2 separate regions of the Mus musculus genome follow, and region 1 is linked to region 2. Evidence: chromatin loops called from intact Hi-C (ENCODE). Cell type or tissue: heart. All regions are shown on one strand. Links, peaks and the distances in the headings refer to the core of each region. The heading gives the core; the rest is flanking DNA.

The links. Hi-C counts contacts between places; a loop is a spot of excess contacts. Peaks named below come from ENCODE experiments on the same cell type or tissue, not always from the same donor. Only the 100,000 strongest peaks of a DNase experiment are listed, where the experiment ranks them.
Region 1: a loop joins it to region 2, with 3.0 times the contacts of the local background. A loop is called at or near these places in 2 of 42 quality-filtered maps.

Annotation. Positions count from the first base shown.
Region 1 is chr9:51,654,853-51,665,202 of GRCm38, reverse strand. It overlaps the pseudogene Gm8959. Among named protein-coding and RNA genes, the nearest start is that of Arhgap20, 110 kb to the left of the region's middle. In heart, for the core only: no CTCF peak of the experiment used is centred there; DNase peaks (open chromatin) are centred at 3,092 and 3,852.
Region 2 is chr9:51,902,856-51,913,205 of GRCm38, reverse strand. No RefSeq gene overlaps it. Among named protein-coding and RNA genes, the nearest start is that of 4933407I05Rik, 6.4 kb to the left of the region's middle. In heart, for the core only: a CTCF peak has its summit at 4,024 (motif pointing right); a DNase peak (open chromatin) is centred at 4,225.

The DNA of each region.
Region 1 (10,350 bases), core at 700-8,699, 250 kb after region 2:
AGCCTTTGATCTTTAAAGGTACTCTCACCCCTAGCTCTTCAGAGAAAGAACTTCTATCAGTCTCTCTGGTGCTCTATGCAGTAGCATGCATACCTCCTGGACATAAAGCTCTTTTCCTCTCATGGTACTTGTTAGTGTTGGTGAGTCTGGGGCCAGGGGAGGAGGGGGCTGATGCAGGAGGTTGAGATGCTGTGTGGATAGACTAAATACTGAGGCTCAGCCTCAGGTGATGGAGTTGCTGCTTACTGAGAACTCACTCCTTGTATGTCTATTTTTATTTATATTCTCTGAGCACAGCTGAGTGGCCTTAGAACAGGGGTGGGGGGCAACCTCTCTCCTGCCCCTGAGCACCACAGAAAACAGCAGAGGTGGCAGGCATGACAGGTGCCTAGAAATCTCTCTCTTGTAAATGCAGTCTTTCTGTGTTTGAAACAGTTAATTGAATACCGTTTACATTCATAACACTATAAGAAATCATGAGACCCCGTGTGCAGTTGTGACAGCTGGAAAGTATTTGTCAGCCATCTTCCTGCATGGGACCTGTGGGCTCTTGCTGGCCCTCCTCTATCCCTATAAGCCTATAAAATACATTTTCTTCTGCTGACACTGCAATGTGAACTCTCCATAGCTGCTTATTCCCACAGCACCTGTTAATAATGCCAGGAGGAATGTATTTCCCTCCCTGTATGCTGTGCCAAAATGTTTACATAATTCAGCTTATTTCAGAGTTTAAAGACCAGACATAAATCCTAAGCTGGCTGTGTCCTTTCCAACTGCTCCAGGAGTTTGTTACAATAGTGTGTGTGTGTGTGTGTGTGTGTGTGTGTGTGTGTGTGTGTGTGTGTGTGTGCACACGCGCAGAATCAGGCAGATTGTTTTCCTCCAGCCATTTTTAATAAAGAGAGAGGTGCTCCTTTGGGTCTCATCTGCTCACTGTTTGGACAGGGGATATCAAAAGTGAACTGTTTTGCAGAGTATGGCCAAATACTAGATCGTGTTTTCAGTGGGACATCAGTTTTATGGCTAATGTCCTTAAATTAATGAAAATCCACTCTTAACATGAATATCTCAAGATTATATTTATAACTCATGTCTGAATTCATAGCATGGATCAATGTGTATTTTGTACTTTACTAATCGTATAGATTTGGTTTATATTTATTATAGTGTCAGTTAATTCTCATGAGAATTCTGTACCTCCCAAATCAAAACCTATGTTTTACCACAGACAAACACAAGGCATACTAGGATTCTATCTGCCCCAGATCACACAGCTAATGTGCAGAGGGGGTGGGATTTATACTCTGATGAATTGCACGTGAAGCCAAGACTCGAAAGAAAAAACAACTAGGAAGAGTCGCTTTCTTTTTGCTTTGTGACGTTAAGGTTTGGGTCTCCTGAGTACTAGGCAAAGCCCTCTGCCCACTGCGCTTCATCTAAGTCACCCATTCTGACCTTTAACAGAAAATCCTTAATCCTGGCCCCCTCCACACCTGGAATTATAGGCCTGCACAACTAGATCCGGATCATGCTTTTTCTAAGACAGTTTTCTTGGGCTGCTACAGAAGGAGAGATTGATAAGAAGATATTGATAAGGAGACGTTGGTAAAGGTGCCTAAATGAGACTATTTCTTGATAAGTCATCTTTGGAACTTAGGCACTCATAATACATCTGAAGAGGCCAGGAAGTCCTGCAGTAAAGTGACCAACTTAACACATAAAACTGCTTAATTACACGAACCCAGAAGTCTGCAAACCCAGTTGAAAGCAGTGCACCTTTTGTGGCAGGCATCCACTAACACCTACACATATAAAGGCTGGGACACAATGCGGGAGACATTGTGCTCACCCAGGCTGCTTCCTGGCTAGGCCGACTGCCCTCAATGCTGGTCCCTCCTCTCTCTTCTTTACATAGTTTCCAAATGCTTCGTAAAGATGACAAATGCATCTTATCTCTCTCCACCCCAGGCCATTCTGGATTCATTCATGCCAGAAATTACTTAATCTGCCTTCCTAGCAGGGTCATCTCTCCTCCTTCTACACATTTTGAAACTAAGTAAGGCAGAGATTAATCAAAGCCCAACCTGTTTATTCAGGTTCCCAGAGAGGCAAACACTATATTTTCATCTCAAAGCCCCCACTCATCCAGCATAACCCTTTGCTTGAACAAACATTTTCATGAGGCCCCACGTAGTAACCAAGCCAAAGGAATTGGTCACTTCCTCCAGAAAGCATTTGATATCATGTAGATGCACCGTGTTTCGAAAATGTTGTAATCCCTGGGCAGAAGATCCAAAGAAAAAAGGACGAATCATCCCAAAAGTTGGGAGGAAAAAAATATTTTGGTAAGAGGTTGTTGCTCACTAAACACCAAGCACTTAAAAATAAAAACAATTGTGTGTACAGTCTAAGCATTGGACGGTTTCTTAAGTTCTAACAGCATTCGGTTTCCTTCCAGATGCCTCGGTTGTATAGATAGAGCTAGGGTGTTGCTGGCCAATGTCTTCCTATCAGTTAGATTCATTCAGTGTGGCTTACATGAATCTGGGTGTTCTATATTCCATAGGCAGGCTCTCCTAGTTAGCTCAAGGTCAGGAATATTTAGCTATAATTGCTATATTTTAAATGCCAAATGAAATGGTAAACACACACACTCTCTCTCTCTCTCTCTCTCTCTCTCTATCTTTCTTTCTTTCTCTCTCAAAAGAACTGTGTAGTTAAAATTCACTAAAGATATAAACTTCTGTTTCAATCCCTTTTACTGTTAACTACTAAACTTACACATTTAGGTACCCTGGGAAGATTTGAATGGAGAATTGAGGAACCCAAGTTTTACCATTTGGAGTGTAGGATATTAGCAAAACCTGTGAACCCCTCCTGACATGAGCAATTTAAAACCATGAAGGGAGATGCAAGCTGGCAAATTATGAGATCAACAATTGACCCAGAGTCCCGAGAGAGAATATAGAAAATATGCATCTAAGATCAGACGAAAGAAGTCAACACCAAGTTGGTAAGAAAAATTAGACTCTCAGAGGACCTGATTCTCTCTGTACTGTTTTTGCCAATAGCCCTGGATCAGCCATCCCTTTGGGGTGTGGCCACTGATGCTAAGAGCTGAAGCCAAGAATAGCTCCATCTGTTATGTTTCTGGTCACTCTGCCTTTTCTACTTCAGAGAAGGCAAATGTGATTTAATTTTATAGTTTCTTAAAGCTCAGTTGGGCCAGAGAATTTATAAAGAACCAAATACATGGAGGCCCAAACAGGAGTGTTGCTGTGAGTTCAAGGTCAGCCTGGGCTACATAATGAGTCCTGGGCTAGCCTGAACCACTGGCTCCAAAAAAACAATACAATGCAGCAAAAGTGATAATGGAAAGGAACCAAGAGGTGCAGAACAAACATGTGTTTCTTAAATGAGAACAAAATTACATGTTGTCTATCAGCTGGATTAGTAAAAAAGTGATATAAGCCACACCACATATGGATGGTACCACTGCATGCTATGATAATCACCAGGGTCAGCTCACCAGCAAGGCTGTCATGAGTCCAGTATAATGAAGGGGCTGAGCCATGCTGCCGTATGCTTTTGGCTGAGAAGGCAGACCATCCTTGTAATTAAGGATACTGTAGAATTTGCTTTCATTGGACAAACCTGAGTTTGCTCTCTCTTTGGAGAGAGCAGCATCTGTGAGCACATTTTTGTTTTTTTCTTTTTCATGGGTATTTGGCTGGCTTTTTGATGCACAACTTACTGAAGTCTGCTATCATAGCGTCCCAGAGCCAAAAAGATCCCCAAGGGCTGTGGAGGCTGCATGTCCATGCTGTACACAAACAGGGTCATGACAGTCACATCTGGCCATGGCAGCTCATTTATACAGCTGCAGTACAGAAACCCCCGCTTCGCTGGACTTGCTGTGTCAAACATTCCACAGAGCCCTAGCCTAAGAGAGATGCAAGGATCCCCTGCACAACACTGGGTCCTACCCATCCAGGTTATTCACGGGTGCCCAGACCATGCTGTGTTTTACGATTGCGGAGGAACCACAGTTTGCTGTGACCCTAGAATATTCTCATCTAATGGCATCATGCCTGAGTTTCCAGCCAGTGGAGCTCATCTTCTGGGTACAGGGAGTGCTTTTTCAGCCTTTTTTGTCCTTTTAGCACAAAGAACCCTTTTATACATCAAAACATTTTACAGATCTCCCACATAACAGTTATATTTTTAGTTTCTAGTGACTGCAAGAAGAAGCAACACAGAAAAATATCTATTAGAAATCTTAGTGGTGCTTTTAGATGGATCCATAGCTAATAAACTATATTGTCTCTATCCTTTTGAAGAACAGTCACCTATATATTTAAGGGCTGTGTTAGGCCTGGTGATAAACATGGATTCCAGGATTCCTAGATCCACAGTAGCATTCCATATTTTCATCTCTGACACACTTTTATCAAGATTTACGACCCACTGACCGGGACCACCATGCTGACCTCTGTTAATGTTTTATAAACTCATGTTCAGGGGAATGCTAATTCAAGGAACAAAATAAGCTTGCAAAGAAAAGGAAGTTTGAGGAAAGTTTCGTTAAGTCACTTCTCCTAGTGAACAAAGACACAAAAAAATTCTCAATAAATGACTTGCAAAGCACATTTAGCACTACATCACAATTGTTATGTATCATGACAGAGTTGGTTTTATGCCAAGCATATAAGGATAGTTTACCTATACAAATCAATAAACATAATATAGCCTATGGCAATTAATTACATAACCATCTCAATAGATAACAGCAAGTACTTTAGACAAAATTTAAATCCCTTTATGAAGGAAGACTTGAGAAACAAGGAACTGAAGGAGTGTATCTCAAGCTAAAAATGACTACATATAACAAGTCTTTTGCTAATATCATAACAAAATGGGAAAACTGAGGCAATTTCTTCTAGCATCAGAAAAAAACAAATGATGCCCAATTTCCTCACTGTGCTGGATGTTGCTCCAAGTTGGGGTTGCCAGAGAAAGAAGACAAACACAGAACATACACACACACACACACACACACACACACACACACACACACACACACACACAGAGAGAGAGAGAGAGGGGGGGGGGATTATCACTGGGTAGACTCAGATCTCTGTTGGAGAAAGCTCAACCAAAAGCTCAGCATATTTATTATATACCAACTCAAAATGCATATGAAAGTCCAAAATAACCTGAATGACCAAAGAAATCCTGGAGTCATCACAACACCTGATTTCAAGTTATATTATAAAGCTATTAGTAACAAAATACAGCCTGGGGCTGGCACAAAACAGATCCATATGCCAGTGGAATATTGATAACCTAGAACCAAAGCCACATAGATGTATGCACCTCATTTTTGACACAGGTATAAAAAACACATTGGAGAAAAAGACAGCCTCTTTAACAAACTGTTGTTGGGAAACTGAATCTTCACAGGTAAAAGAGTAAAATTAGACTCATCTCTTTCACCCTGAATAAAAATCAATTAAGTATGGATCAAAGGTGTCAAGATAAGATTGCTTGGATAACCAACAGCTAGATACTAGATAGCCACAGGTAAAAACCAAACACTATTGGTCTAAAACAAAGAAGCAAACAAAAAAACAAAATAAAAAACAAACAAAATGAAAAAAACAGCTCTCAATGGAATGACTCCTGATGGTCTTCTGTTGTACTCATCGATCTGTGGCCTGACGAGCCATCATCAGAGAGGCTCCCTCAAGCAGCAGATGGGAACACATGCAGAGAGCATGGCCAAGCATTTTGTGGAGAGAGAGTCTAAATGGGAAGAAGTCTTCATCAAATTCTGCCCCTCAGAGCTCAGGGAATCCCACAGCAGAAGAGGTAGAAAGATTCTAATATCCAGAGAAAGTGGAGAACACCAGGAGTATAAGGCTCTCTGAGTCAAATAAACAAGGCCCAGTTGAGGTCACAGAGACTGAAACAATAAGCACAGGACTTGCATGGGTCTGCCAAATCCTCTGTGCATATGGTATAGCTGCTAGCTTGGTTCCCCCCCCCCCCCCGCCACCCCCCAGACAGGGTTTCTGCCAAGAGCCATCTAGGAAAGGTTAAAAACTACCAGGTGATCTCTCTGAGATAGTTCTGCCATAGACTGCCAATCTATAATGGGTTTACTCCTCTAGACAAGGCTGAGGAGATTATATCTGAGGAACAATTCCTGCTATTAATATGCATTTCCTGTTATTAAATATATAATACTCACTAGGTATTGGCCCACCTTTTGAGCAGATTTCTGTAGACTCACGAAGATGTACTATTTTGTAGTGATGCTATATTGACAAATAGATTATGATTCTATAGAATTCTTGATTTGATTCAAATAATTTTAGGAAGAGAGTTTTTAGAGATGGTTGTAGTTGTGAGAAAGATGTAATAAAGTTAGAATCAAGAATAGAATGTGCCCACTCCTCAGAATAGTAAGTAAAGGCTACATAATAAGAAACACAATTAGCTTTCATAATTACACTAAAAAGAGAAATAGACTTGGGATAATTTTGTGTTCAAGGAAAAGCATTTAGGTTCAAGGATAAAGTCATAGGTTTGCACTATGATAAGGCAAGGCCATGTAAAAACTGTTGCTTTGAACTTATAATGAGCATATTATAAAGAAACATTGCTTTGAACTTAGTTATCAACATCCTTCTGTAACTCTCATTCTATGTAAAATTTTATCTCTGATGTAATTTTCTACAGAACTTTTTGTCTAAGAAGATATAAAAGCCTAGAGAAAAGAAATAAAATTGTTGGTTGACTTGTTTGGCTTGGGGAGTTCTGCCCCATCCATCCATCCATCCATCCATCCATCCATCCATCTGTCCATCCAAATATGTATGTATGTTTGTCTATGCTTGTGTGTAAGTATATGTGTATGTATGTAAGCATGCATGAATACGTGTGGAGTTGATTGTGACAGACGGTCGGGCCAGGCCAAAGAGTGGGTGTGTGAATGTTTGAATGTATGTGTCTGTGCATATTTGCTTGTATAAAGCATCCTAATTCTTTTCCTTTCCTTCCTCCCTGGTTCACAAAGAGTTAACCAGCATAACCAGAGAGGCTTCTGGCTGATTCACCAGAGAAAGGAGCATCAGCAATAAATCCTTTCACTTAACCTCCAGTACCTCCCACTGAGTACTGCAGTTTCTGCCCTCAGAGTGACTCAGCAGGTCAGCTACCACTACAAAGTAACTTAGATTTAAGACAGGCAAACTTTTATTATAGAAAAAGGCAACCCTAAGTATTTCACAAGACTAAGTCTTGCACCAGCAAACCTCTTCTCCCTAGGTTTACCTCAAGAGAGAACCAAGAAAGAACAGCAGGGGCTGGCCCCTGGCCGGACTCTGTGTAACAGCCCTGGCTGTCCTGGAACTTATTCTGTAAACCAGGCTGGCCTCAAACTTACAGAGATCCACCATCCTCTGCCTCCTGAGTGCTGGGATTAGAGTCATGTGACACCACCGCTCAGCTTAGTATTTTATGGGACTCCTGACTGTGAGAATGAGTCTCTGACTCTATTGCCTGCTCTCAGGACTCTTTTTCTCCTGTTGGGTCGCTGTGTCCCACTTCGATGTGATAGTTTTTGCTTCATCCTATTATTATTATTTTTAACATATAAGTCTTTTATTCTCCCAAAAGAGCCCAAATTGTTCTTGTGATCAGGATCTCGTTTCTGGAGCCAGGAACTGAGGCCTCCTCACTCCTCAGCCTGCTGCACAGTTCCCTTCTCAGACACATAGATGCCGTCCAAAAACTTCCAGATATCCTTGTTTTTAACTGTTGTGGCTTGCTGAATCAGGGCAGCTGAATTTGAAACAAGTTGTATCATTTCCTTCAAGGATTAACTCATCCTTCTGGGCTTGAGAGACAGAACAAGCAACACCTGTCCTCATCCGAACCCTGCGGATGTAGTTTTCACCCAAGAAATTTCGGATTTCAACCAAAGAGCCATTCTCCTGGATGACGACATTGATGGGGAAGTGAGCGTACAGACTGAATCTTGTATCGGAAGCCCAGTGTGACACCCTTGATCATGTTCTGAACATGACTGCAGATGGTCCTGACGGTGGCCAGTTCCTTTCTGTTACCCCACCACTTGTCAACCCGGAGCCTTTTCTTTTTCTTCCCAAGAAGACAGCTCCACGTTGATGTGACTGAAGTCCCTCCGCAGGGTCCCCCTGGGGCCCTTCACAATGACTGTGCACCCCTTCAGAGTGATTTCGACATTCTCTGGAATGTCAACAGTCTGATTGCTGAGAATGGTCTTCATCCTCGCAGTAGATGGGGCAAAAAGAGCGCTTCATCCTATTATATTTATGTTGTCATATTTGGATGTTATCTATTAGGAGCCTGTTCTTTTCTAATGAGAGATGGAAGGTAGTGGTTCCAGAGGCAGAGGCAGGTAGAGAGGAATGAGGAGTAGAGGGAGAGGAAACTATAAGCAAGATAAATCACATGAGAAAAGAGTATATTTCAATTAAAGGGAAAAAAAAAAGACTTAAAACTCTGACCTGCCAAAGAAAAACATAAGAAAACACCAGAAGTTATAGGCAGAGGCAAGACCTTCCTGGAAAGGACTACAGCTCAGGATATTACTTACAGTAATATACAGATAGGATGGTACGATATAAAACTTCCTCTTGACAGGAAAGGAACCATCATCAGAGTGAAGAGAAACCTCGATAGAGAGTGGGTTTATTTATAACAGCCAGAAGCTGGAAAGAACCCAGATGTCCCTCAACAGAGGAATGGATACAGAAAATGTGGTACATTTACACAATGGAGTACTACTCAGCAATTAAAAAACAATGGGTTTATGAAATTCTTGGACAAATGGATGTATCTGGAGGATATCATCGTTAGTGAGGTAACCCAATCACAAAAGAAGTCATTAGATATGCACTCACTGATAAGTGGATATTAGCCCAGAAACATAGAACACCCAAGATACAATTTGCAAAACACAAGAAAATCAAGAAGAGGGAAGACCAATGGGTGGATATTTCATTCCTCCTTAGATTGGGAACAAAATATCCATGAAAGGAGTTACAGAGACAAAGTTTGGAGCGAAGACGAAAGTATGAACTATCCAGAGACTGCCCCACACAGGGGTCCATCCCATAATCAGCCACCAAACGCAGACACTATTACACAATGCCAGAAAGATTTTGCTGAAGGGACCCTGTTATAGCTGTCTTTTATGAGGCTATGCCAGTGCCTGGCAAATACAGAAGTGAATGCTTACAGTCATCTATAAGATGGAACACAGGGCCCCCAATGGAGAAGCTAGAGAGAGCAACCAAGGAGCTGAAGGGGTCTGCAACCCTATAGGTGGAACAACAATATGAACTAACTAGTACCCTCAGAGCTCATATCTCTAGCTGCATATGTAGCAGAAGATGGCCTAGTCGGCCATCACTGGGAAGAGAGGCCCCTTGGTATTGCAAACTTTATATGCCCCAATATAGGGGAAAGCCAGGGCCAAGAAGCAGGAGTGGGTGGGTAGGGGAGCAGGGCAGAGGGAGGGTATAGGGAACTTTGGGGATAGCGTTTAAAATGTATATAAAGAAAATATCTTTTAAAAAAAAGTGAGAGGAAATCCTTGCCTACTGTACCTCTGACGAGGCTAAAGCCTCAGATCCTTAAAGACTTCAAAAAATCAAATACCCAAATCTCAAACAACCAATAAGAGGGGCTAATGAAGCAAACAGACAGTCCTCACAGACAGAAAATACATGACTGTAGGAAAAAAATAAAACAAAAACCCAACGTGCTTAGTCATCCAGGAAATGCAATTTAGGCTACAGAGAGTCCATTTCACCCCAGTCAAAACGGCTGTATTAGGAAAACGACTCACAACAAATGGAAAAGAAAAATCCCTGCACACCACCAGGGTAATATAAAGTACTTGCAGTTGCTATGGAAACCAAGGTGGAGGTGCCTCAAAAAAACTAAATTTAGAACTCTAATATGATTCACCTGTACCACTCAGGGGCTTATACTTGAAAGGTTCTAAGTCTTTTCACCCCCAAAATAATTGTATATCCATGTCTACACCCAAGACATGGAACTAGCCTAGAGTCCATCAATAGAGGAACAAATAAAGAAAATTGGGTGCATATACGCAATGGAATTTAAGGTTGGTTCCATTTTTATTTCTGTGTCTTTGTGTGGGTATGAGTGTGTGAGTGCAAGTGCCTGTGGAGGATGCTCTGGAGCTGGAGTTGTGAGGAGACTCACATGGGTGCTCACTAGGGTCCTCTGAAGAGCTGCAAGTGCTCCTTACTGCTGAGTCAGCTCTCCAGC
Region 2 (10,350 bases), core at 897-8,896:
TTGGTTTGAGACAGGCTGTTCCCATGTGACTCCAGCTGGCTTTGACCCTTCTGATAAATCCTCCCAAGTGCTTGTACTGTAGGCAGGTGCCACCATGCCCAGCTCAATGTCATTCTTCTGCACTTGGGCTCCAGGGTTTCTAATATAGATTATTGAAAAGGCTGCTGTATCCTCTTAAAAACATTTTTCTTCATCAACACATGAGCCAAGTAATTACAGAAGTTTTATCTTTTTTTTTTTTTTTTTTTTTTTTTTTTTTGAGATAGGGTCTCTACATGGGTCTGGCTGTCCTGGAACTTGTTCTGTAGACCAGGCTGACCTTGATCTCAGAGATCTGCCTGCCTCTGCCTCCTGAGTGCTGGGATTAAAAGTGTGTGCTACCATGCCCCACTGTGTTGAATTCTTATTGAATGGTCATAGAACTCTTGTTGGAATCATGTGCCCATACCTACCAGAGTTTATTTATGGCTTTCAGACCTTTCCCATTGTTTTGTATATCTGTCTTTATGCTCCTGATATACTATTTTGATTATTGCAGTAAAATGTGAAATTAGGAAGCTTGATTTAACTTTATTATTGTTGCTGTTGTTACTATTATTTTGGTTGTTAGCGCCCCTTTAGATTCATGTCAACTTTAGGAGCTTTGTCTATGATTACAGAAGCAATGTTGTGATTTTGAGAGGGATTCTGTCATTGTAGATTGCTTTGGCTATTGCTGGCGCTTAACAGTATTAAATGTTCCAACCCATGAATCTGGGATGCCTTTCCACTTACTGTTGTCTTATTTAATTTCTGTCAAAGTGTTCTTCACGTTCCTGAGATAGGTCCTTTATTTATATCCTTGACTAATTCCTAGCAGTTATACCTGGAGCTGTTTTCTTTATTTCTTTCCCAGCTTGTTCATTGCTAGAGAACACATTACAGCAAGGCCGTGAAAGTCCATACTGGATCCTTCAACTATGCTGGGCTCACTTATTAGTTATGATTGTCATTCATGAGTGCCAGTTTTAATGCTACATTAATTTTTATGTATAAGATCATATTGTCTTAGGCACACAATTGAACTCTCTCTGTCTCTGTCTCTGTCTCTCTCTGTGTCTCTCTTCTTCCCTACTCCCCTTTCTTTCCAACCCTCACTCTTTCCCTCTTGTTCTTGCGGTGCTGAGGTTTAACCGCAGAGGCTTGCACACGCCAGGCAAGAGCGCTACCACGGAGCTACATCCCTATCTGTTTCCTAATTCTTCTACCTAAAACTTTCAATATAATGTTTACTACAAGTGATGAAATAGGCACCTTGTCTCCTGCCTGACCCGAGAGGAACAAGTTGCTGGGCCTCTATCACCAATATCCCGTTAATTGTGTTATTTAATACCAAACCTTTGCTAGCCTAGGGAGGTTCCTTTCAGTTCCTTCTGACTTCCTTATAGTCATGGAAGGATGCTGAACTGTGTCAGATGCCGAACTGCATCAGTAGAGGTTAATTTTTGTCCCTTTATTTGTTGATGCGGTTTATTGATTGCATTGATTGGCTTTTGTGCAATGGACTATCTTTGTATTTTTAGAATAACTCCTACTTGTTGGTGATGAATACTCATTTTTAATGTACAGACAAATTTCATTTTCTCTTTTAATTGTTTGGATTATCAGAACAATATTCATAAGGATGTTGCTTTGTACTTTTTTTTCTGACTTAAGTGGCCTTGTGGAATGAGTTAAAAATATCTTTTTCATTTTTGGGGGAAAAGCAGGGAGATTTGTAAAGGATTGGTCTTAGTCAAGAGTCTTATAGATTGGCACTAACGCCTATTATCCAGGAGAACTTCCGATGAGTTACTCAGTCTTCTTACCAGCTGTGGTCCATTTGGACTTTCCATTTCCTCACAGATTTCAGTAGGTATTGTGTTTCCAGGAAGTTTTCCATTTTATCTGGGCTGCTATATTTGTTAGTGTGTAATCGTTTAGAATGCTCTCTTAGCATTCTTAATTTCATAGAACTAGAAGTTACATTTCCAAAATGGGACCTCATATAATTGCAAAGCTTCTGTAAGGCAAAGGACACTGTCAATAGGATAAAACAGCAACCAACAGATTGTAAAAAAGAACTTTACTAACCCTACATCCGATAGAGGGCTAATATGCAATACATACAAAGAACTCAAGAACTTAGACTCCAGAGAAACAAATAATCCTATTAAAAATGGGGTACAGAGCTAAACAAAGAATTCTCAACTGAGGAATACCGAATGGCTGAGAAGAACCTAAAGAAATGTTCAACATCTTTAGTCATCAGGGGAATGCAAATCAAAACAACCCTGAGATTCCACCCCACACCAGTCAGAATGGCTAAGATCAAAAACTCAGGTGACAGCAGATGCTGGAGAGGATGTGGAGAAAGAGGAACACTCCTCCATTGCTGGTGGGATTGCAAGCTGGTACAACCACTCTGGAAATCAGTTTGGCAGTTCCTCAGAAAATTGGACATAGTACTACCTGAGGACCCAACAATACCAGTCCTAGGCATATACCCAGAAGATGCTCCAACATGTAATAAGGACACATGCTCCACTATGTTCATAGCAGCCTTATTTATAATAGCCAGAAGCTTGAAAGAACCCAGATGTTCCTCAACAAAGGAATAGATACAGGAAAAGTGGTACAATGGAGTAGTACTTAGCTATTCAAAACAATGAATTTATGAAATTCTTAGGCAAATGAGTCAACTAGAAAATATCATCCTGACTGGGGTAACCCAATCCCAAAAAACCCACATGATATGCACTCACTGATAAGTGGATATTAGCCCAGAAGCTCAGATTACCCAAGATACAATTTGCAAAACACATGAAATTTAAGAAGAAGGAAGACCAAAGTGTGGATACTTCAGTCCTTCTTAGAAGGGGGAACAAAATACCCATGGGAGGAGAAACAGAGACAAAGTGTGGAGCAGAGACTGAAGGAATGACCATCCCGAGATTTCTCCACCTGGGGATCCACCCCATATACAGTCACCAAACCCAGACACAAGTGCTTGCTGACAGGAGCTTGATATAGCTGTCTCCTGAGAGGCTCTGCCAGTGCCTGACAAATACAGAAGTGGATGTTCTCAGCTAAGCATTGGACTGAGCACAGGGTCTCCAATGGAAGAGCTAGAGAAAGGGTCCAAGGAGCTGAAGGAGCTTGCAGCCCCATAGGAGGAACAACAATATGAACCAACCAGTACCCCCAGAGCTCCCAGGGACTAAACCACCAACCAAAGAGCACATGGTGGGACTCATGGCTCCAGATGCCTATGCAGCAGAGGATGGCTTTGTAGGTCATCAATGGGAGGAGAGGCCCTTGGTCCTGTGAAGGCTTGATGCCCCAATGTAGGGGAATGCCAGGACCAGGAAGCAGGAGTGGGTGAATTGGTGAGCAGGGGGAAGGGGGATTTTTGATGGGAAATGAGGAAAGGGGATAGCATTTGAAATGTAAATAAAGAAAATATCTAATAAAAAAGTAATAAAAATAAAATAAAATGTTTTATTAAAAAATGTTACATTTCCATTAAAGCTTTTTAGGCAATCTAAGTCTCTTTTCTAATAGGGTCTGACATGGAGGCCATGGTAGCACCTTCAGAGGGAGAAATGTAGATAGCAATAATGATGCTCTGTGGTGACCGTGTATTGTCTGAAACTATGTCACCATATGCATTAATTTGTTCAATCCTCATGACAGCCTGTGGAGGTGGAGAACTCATTTTCCCATTGACAGAATCAATGGTCACTATTAGTGGGTAGTCTGCCCGCTGCTACACGCCAGCAAGCCAAATAAAGAAAGCCCTTGTAAGCAGATTTCTGATTTTAAATTCTAGCCTTGTGGAGTGGGAAGGCACACCTAACAGAGTTTTCCTTCTGTCATTGCTGTGTAGGGAGCCTGCTGGGCCTTAGGTACCTTTAACTGAAGCTCAAACCACTGAAAACAGACCTCGAATTTGGTTCATTGCTACAGTTTAAGTCTTGGGTTCTGGAGACTGAGTGATGGAAGATATGACCACCAGGTGGCAGTAGCACACACAGACTCTAGTGCTACTCTGACAGGTCTCATTTGTGGCACATACCTTACCACAGGAAAGTATCTGTGAGAGTCTACAGTTACTGCAGGGGCCACTGCGCAGAAAAGGGAACTCCCAAGGGAGGGGGTCAGAGACCCAGCTGAAATGTCAAGAGTCTGGGTCAGAGAGCTCAGCCGAGTGACAGAGGCTTCTGGGGTTTGTGGTTATCAGGTCTTTCTTATCTATGGTTTGTAGATGTTGGATGAAGCCTCCTGGGTTCTGCATAGTAGACAGGCTCCAAATGGCTAGATGTCTGCTTATTTAGACTATGACTAAAAACAACTGGATGTGTAAAAATCTGTGTTTAGTGCCAGAGCACTTTTGAGCTAACAGGTCTCAGCCTGCTGTGAAGAAGTAAACAGCCCAGAAGCCCATAGGCAGAGGCCACTGTAGCTCTTTTGTGTTATGCTTAGAAAGGTTCTAATTGCTAAGAGAGAACTGACCTACAGAACAGCCCACAGAAACCCACCGATAGCTGTATCAGCCTTGTCACCCACAGTCCTTAGGAGATGAAAGGCATCTTCAGAGGCTGCAAAAGAAAACAAAATCCAGAGATTACCTAATGCTGAATACAAATGCCAAGAAATTTAAGCAATAATGTTTAGTCAGAGCCCTGCTAGTCAAAAGTAAATAACTAAACAAACAATAATCTTGCTTTGGAGATTATTTCTCTTTCTACTAGTACGTGTGATTAATGGGCTAAGTCACTGGCCAGTACTTTATTTTTACAAACACACAAGGGGCTCATAATCACCACAGCAGAAAACACTCTCATTCTGTGCCAGGGGTTACGCTTTTCTGGGTGAGATCTGTAGTGATGCTGGTACATGGTCCTCAGTTAGTGGTCTATGGTAGTAAGTATACACATTTAGAATAAGCATTTTTATAGAATGTCTAATTGACAGAAGAAGGTCCAACCCACTGTGGGTGGTGCCATTCCCTAGGCAGGTGTTTCTGGGCTGTTTGAGGGAGCGAGGCAAGCATCTGCCTGAGTGAGCCAGTAAGCAGCCATGCTCGATGGTTTCGTCTGCAAGTTCCTATAGCAAATAATCATTTTTCATAGCAATTTGAAATTGCTGGCCACTCCCAAGCATTATCTTTATACAAAAGGATCCGCCCCAAGTTGGAAAAACAATAACAAAAATTGATCCGTGTCCTAGTTTCATTTCTGTGGCTGTGACAAAATATCATAACCAAAAGCAACTCAGAGGAGGGAAGGCTTGACTGCAGGAACTTGAAGAAGCAGCCATGGAGGAAGGCTGCTTACTGGCTCACTCAGGCAGATGCTTACCTCACTCCCTCAAACAGTCCAGAAACACCTGCCTAGGGAATGGTACCACTCACAGTGGGTTGGACCTTTGATGTCAATTAGCAATCAAGGCAACTCTGTCTGTACAGACATGCTCATGGATAAACTGACCTAGGGAACTGCTCAGTTGAGGCTTTCCCCTCAGCGGTCCCTTTAGGCTGTGTCAAGCAGATAGTTAAAGCTAACTAGGACCATCTTTCAGTTCAAGAAGTTCTTGATGTATGGTTTTGTTACTTACATCTTACCAAGAAGAGCCAGATGTTCACAATGATGATTTTGGCACTCTGGGTTACACAACAGACAAGTTGGTGCTGTGATTTGGACCCAGGTCATCTGACTTCAGCTTCTAGTATTAGGGACCATGTTATATGCCCTTAGGACTAATACCTCAGCCTGTCCACAGACTGGTGATCTCTGTGTACTGTGACCATGGCAGTTTTGAACAAAGATCTTGTATACAATGACTCTAAAACACATGGAAATTTTGTAAGGCAGAAGTTAGGCAGGGTCGGCTGATGGGGCCTGACACAAAGGGAGAAGAACAAACATATCAGCATTTGTGTTAATGATGGCTCATGGCCAGAAAGTCAGGGGTTCCAACCACAGACCCGACACTTTTCAGCACTAAGCACAAATCACCATGGATCCACAGCTGCGATCAATCCATGTTTTCTCGCTTTGCGTTCAGGTCTGGTCTTTGGAGACTAATGTGAAGAGGTGTAAAAATAAGTTCTGTTGCTAGCCAGATTCATTATGGGCTGCGCCAAGGCCCCCAGCACGGTCTGCCTGGGCTGCAGGATTGATTGGCTCAGGCCCCTCATCCAGCCAAAGACGGGCTGGGCTGGCTGGCCCAAGGCTGCCCAAAGGGATATAACTTAAGCCAGAGAGACCACCTAGCCCTGCCCAGCACACTAGGCTCACCCTGCCGCCTCTCATTACTACCCCCTTCCCTTTCCCACCCATCCAGCTTAGAGACCTCCTGGGAGATCCAAATGAGACAAGGACTGTGAAAGGCCCGGAATAGGATGCAGGATGTGGGGTGCACATGTGGCCCCATAAAAGGAGTTTGTCACATTTTACTCCTGGTGTCCTTTTTAATTGATAGGAGCTTTTATTCATTTATTGTTTACTTATGTATTGCATTTCACATCTTACTTTTTCTACTGAACCCTGCATTCTCTGAGAGCTGAGACTTTTTAAAACTTTTCTTTTGTTCCAGGGACCCAGTCCTATATTGGACTAAGGATGATGTTCTGAAAACAGTTGGTAAATACACTAACTCTTTAACTAAGCTGACCACTTTTTATTTTCCTTAGTGCTGTTTCCTCCTTGTGTTGGTTTGAATGAGAAACGTCCCACCATTGTCTCTAGAATTTCAGGGCTTAATCCCTAGTTAGGGGTGATGTTTGGGCGGTTTAGGAGGTGTGGGTTGGTGTACTCTCTTTGATTTCTGCCTGTGGTTCAAGACGTGAGCACTAGAAACCTCCAAACCACTCAGGCTATTGCCAAGGCTGTTGGTTGTTCTCCAAAAACTCATGTTAAGAATTCATTGCTGGCCGGGCCTGGTGGCGCACGCCTTTAATCCCAGCACTCAGGAGGCAGAGGCAGGCAGATTTCTGAGTTCCAGGACAGCCTGGTCTACAAAGTGAGTTCCAGGACAGCCAGGGCTACACAGAGAAACTGTCTTGAAAAACCAAAAAAAAAAAAAAAAAAAAAAAAAGAATTCATTGCTGAAGACAACACTTACATATCTCACTGAACATGAAGAAGTTAGAGCCTTCATCTTCACTAACTAATGATACTTCATGGTACTTGAAGGTACTGTGCATTCTACCAGAGGCGAAAAGTAACCATTAACCCAGCTACAAATCCCAAAGCCCCTAAGAGTGACCTACCTGCTTTCTATGCTGATACAATAATGGCACAAATGTTATGGGAGTGACAATCTATTATCTGATTAGATTTAAGGTCCACTCCATGAGATGGAAGCCCAACACTGTTCAAGTGGCCAAGAACCTGAGACTAGATAGACCATAGGCCTAGAAGGAAACAAAACACTGTTGTTCTTCTAAAGGGACACAGCAATAAAATGACTCCTAATGACTGTCTACTATGCCCATAGACCAATGACTGGCTTAGTCATCATAAGAGCAGCTTTCTTCTCCAGTAGATGGGAGTGAATACAGAGACCCATAGTGTGCCGAGAGTGAGAGACCTTGGCACACTCAGTCCTATAATCAAATACTTTCCCTCAGGACTTAGAGAACCCTGCAGAACAAGAGGCAGAAAGATTGCTAGAGCCAAAGGGGTCAGATGACAAAAAAAAGTAAACCGTTATCTTCACACATAACAGAACTGGCACACATGTGACCTCACAGAGACTGTGGTGGCATTCACAGGGACTACATCATATATGCCAGATGGTATCCCAACGCTGAGTAGACACAAACTCTCAGCCCTAACCAACATCGATCTCTACATGATAACTGCTCAGAAAGGAAAACTCAGTTTTATGCAACAGAATCTCATTAGGTATATAAATCACCCTTCAGGGCAGGGCCATGCCCAGCAGAAGATACCAACATAAAATGAACTCAATGGTGGGTTTTGTAGATTTTTTAAAAAAAAAAGTCTCATATTGCTTTGGGCATTTAAAAAAGTTTTATTGTTTGTGTGCATATTATGATTTCTGATTTTGGTTTTTTTTTTTTTGTCTTTTGTTTTGTGTGTTTCTTGTGCTTTTAATTTTTTCTTGTATTTTTGCTTTTCTAATTTTCCTGTTTGTCAGGTGTGGAATTGGATGGGAGGTGGAGAGGGCCTGGGAGACAATGGAGGAGGGGAAGCTGTGAAGAGAATATATTACAAAAATTTCAATTAAAAAGAAAAGCTGGGTGGGGAGGCATCCCTCCTGCCTCTGCTGCTTGGTAACCCCAGAGCTCTGTAGATGGAAACTAATTTCAAGGTTGGGGGGTAACTACTATACTCCTTCTCTGGAATCCGTTTCATGTGTCATTGGTGTCCTTTGCCATGAGATGTATAATAGCTCCTGTAAAGAAGCTTATCCCCCAAGGAGGCTTTGCAGCACAGTTCCTGGGAGCACAGCAGAAGTCCTTGGAATCAGGACATCTTTGACTTCAGAGACACCCACCCCAATGCCACCTACTCTTCCCACACCTTAATTCAGTCATAGATGATGGAGAACCTATTCAGATCAGACACTGGATTAAAAGCTGGGGTGACAATAAAGGACATGTCCTGTCTTCAGGGTCTTGAAGCCACCCAAACACAGATTTCAGAGACCATGGAGAGGGCCCAAGCAAGGGCGCTTTACTGAGCACACACCAACAACTGAACCAGAAATGCTGAAGGAAGAGGCAGAGGAGAGCAGGATCCAGAGTCACAGCAAGGAGTTTGACCTGCATTTTGGGACACTGGAGAAAATCTGGATCTGTGGTGTTGTGAGGAGCACAGGTGTGGGGTTGTGAGGAGCATAGGTGTGGGGTTGTGAGGAGCACAGGTGTGGGGTTGTGAGGAGCATAGGTGTGGGGTTGTGAGGAGCATAGGTGTGGGGTTGTGAGGAGCATAGGTGTGGGGTTGTGAGGAGCATAGGTGTGGGGTTGTGAGGAGCACAGGTGTGGGGGTTGTGAGGAGCATAGGTGTGGGGTTGTGAGGAGCATAGGTGTGGGGTTGTGAGGAGCATAGGTGTGGGGTTGTGAGGAGCATAGGTGTGGGAGTTGTGAGGAGCATAGGTGTGGGGTTGTGAGGAGCATAGGTGTGGGGTTGTGAGGAGCATAGGTGTGGGGTTGTGAGGAGCATAGGTGTGGGGTTGTGAGGAGCATAGGTGTGGGGTTGTGAGGAGCACAGGTGTGGGGGTTGTGAGGAGCATAGGTGTGGGGTTGTGAGGAGCACAGGTGTGGGGTTGTGAGGAGCACAGGTGTGGGGTTGTGAGGAGCACAGGTGTGGGGTTGTGAGGAGCACAGGTGTGGGGTTGTGAGGAGCATAGGTGTGGGGTTGTGAGGAGCATAGGTGTGGGGGTTGTGAGGAGCATAGGTGTGGGGGTTGTGAGGAGCATAGGTGTGGGAGAGGAACTGACTCAGGTTTGCTATGTGGCTATCGGATGCCCGGAGAGAGCATTCTTCAGATTTTGGTAGACCGGTTTAGCTTGCACAGGAAGAATGAGAATTCAACATCCTCTTTGCTGTTATGGCCAGAATTAAAACAGTTCTTTTTAACAGTATGAACAGCTGTGCAAACCCTGAGTTCGTCTACAAACTGCTTAAATAAGTTATGCACGTCAGCACTCCCAAGACAAGCTCTATGGCAGTCTATATATGCCTATTTTATGATGTGAGTAAAAGAGACACTGTTTAACACGCACATGTGCGTGCGTCCATGCCTGTGTGTCTGTGCGCATGCATGCATCTGAGGGAGGTGGCAAGGTTTGCTCACCCCTTCCAGCTTTTCTGAGAGGTGAGTGGAAGTGGAAGTCACCATTACTCAACGCCCCTGAAGAATATAGTGGATGCTAGTGTATTCTGAGAGCCAGGTGTCTGAGAGTCAGAGGAGAAGTCTTGTCAGCAGGCATCTCAAGAGTGAACATGTGTTTCTGTGTGTGTCTATGCTGTGAAAACACAAGTTGAGACACATGCCTGGGATGTGTGATTTCCCAAGTTGCCATGTAAATTATGAAGTTAAGAAATGTCATCTCCTGGACTGATAAGATGGCTCAGTGGTTAAAGGTGGTGCCGGCAAGACCATGAACTTGAGTTTCATCCTGAGACTCACAGAGTTGAAGAAGACAACTGAATTTTTGCAAGTTGTCTTCTAGCTTCCATAGTACACCTGCACTCCCACACACCCTTGGCCACCCAGGTAATTATAAATAAACAAAACAAAACGTTTTAAAGAAATGTTGCCAGGCCCTGTGTAGCTCTTGTGGTACAGAGTGACA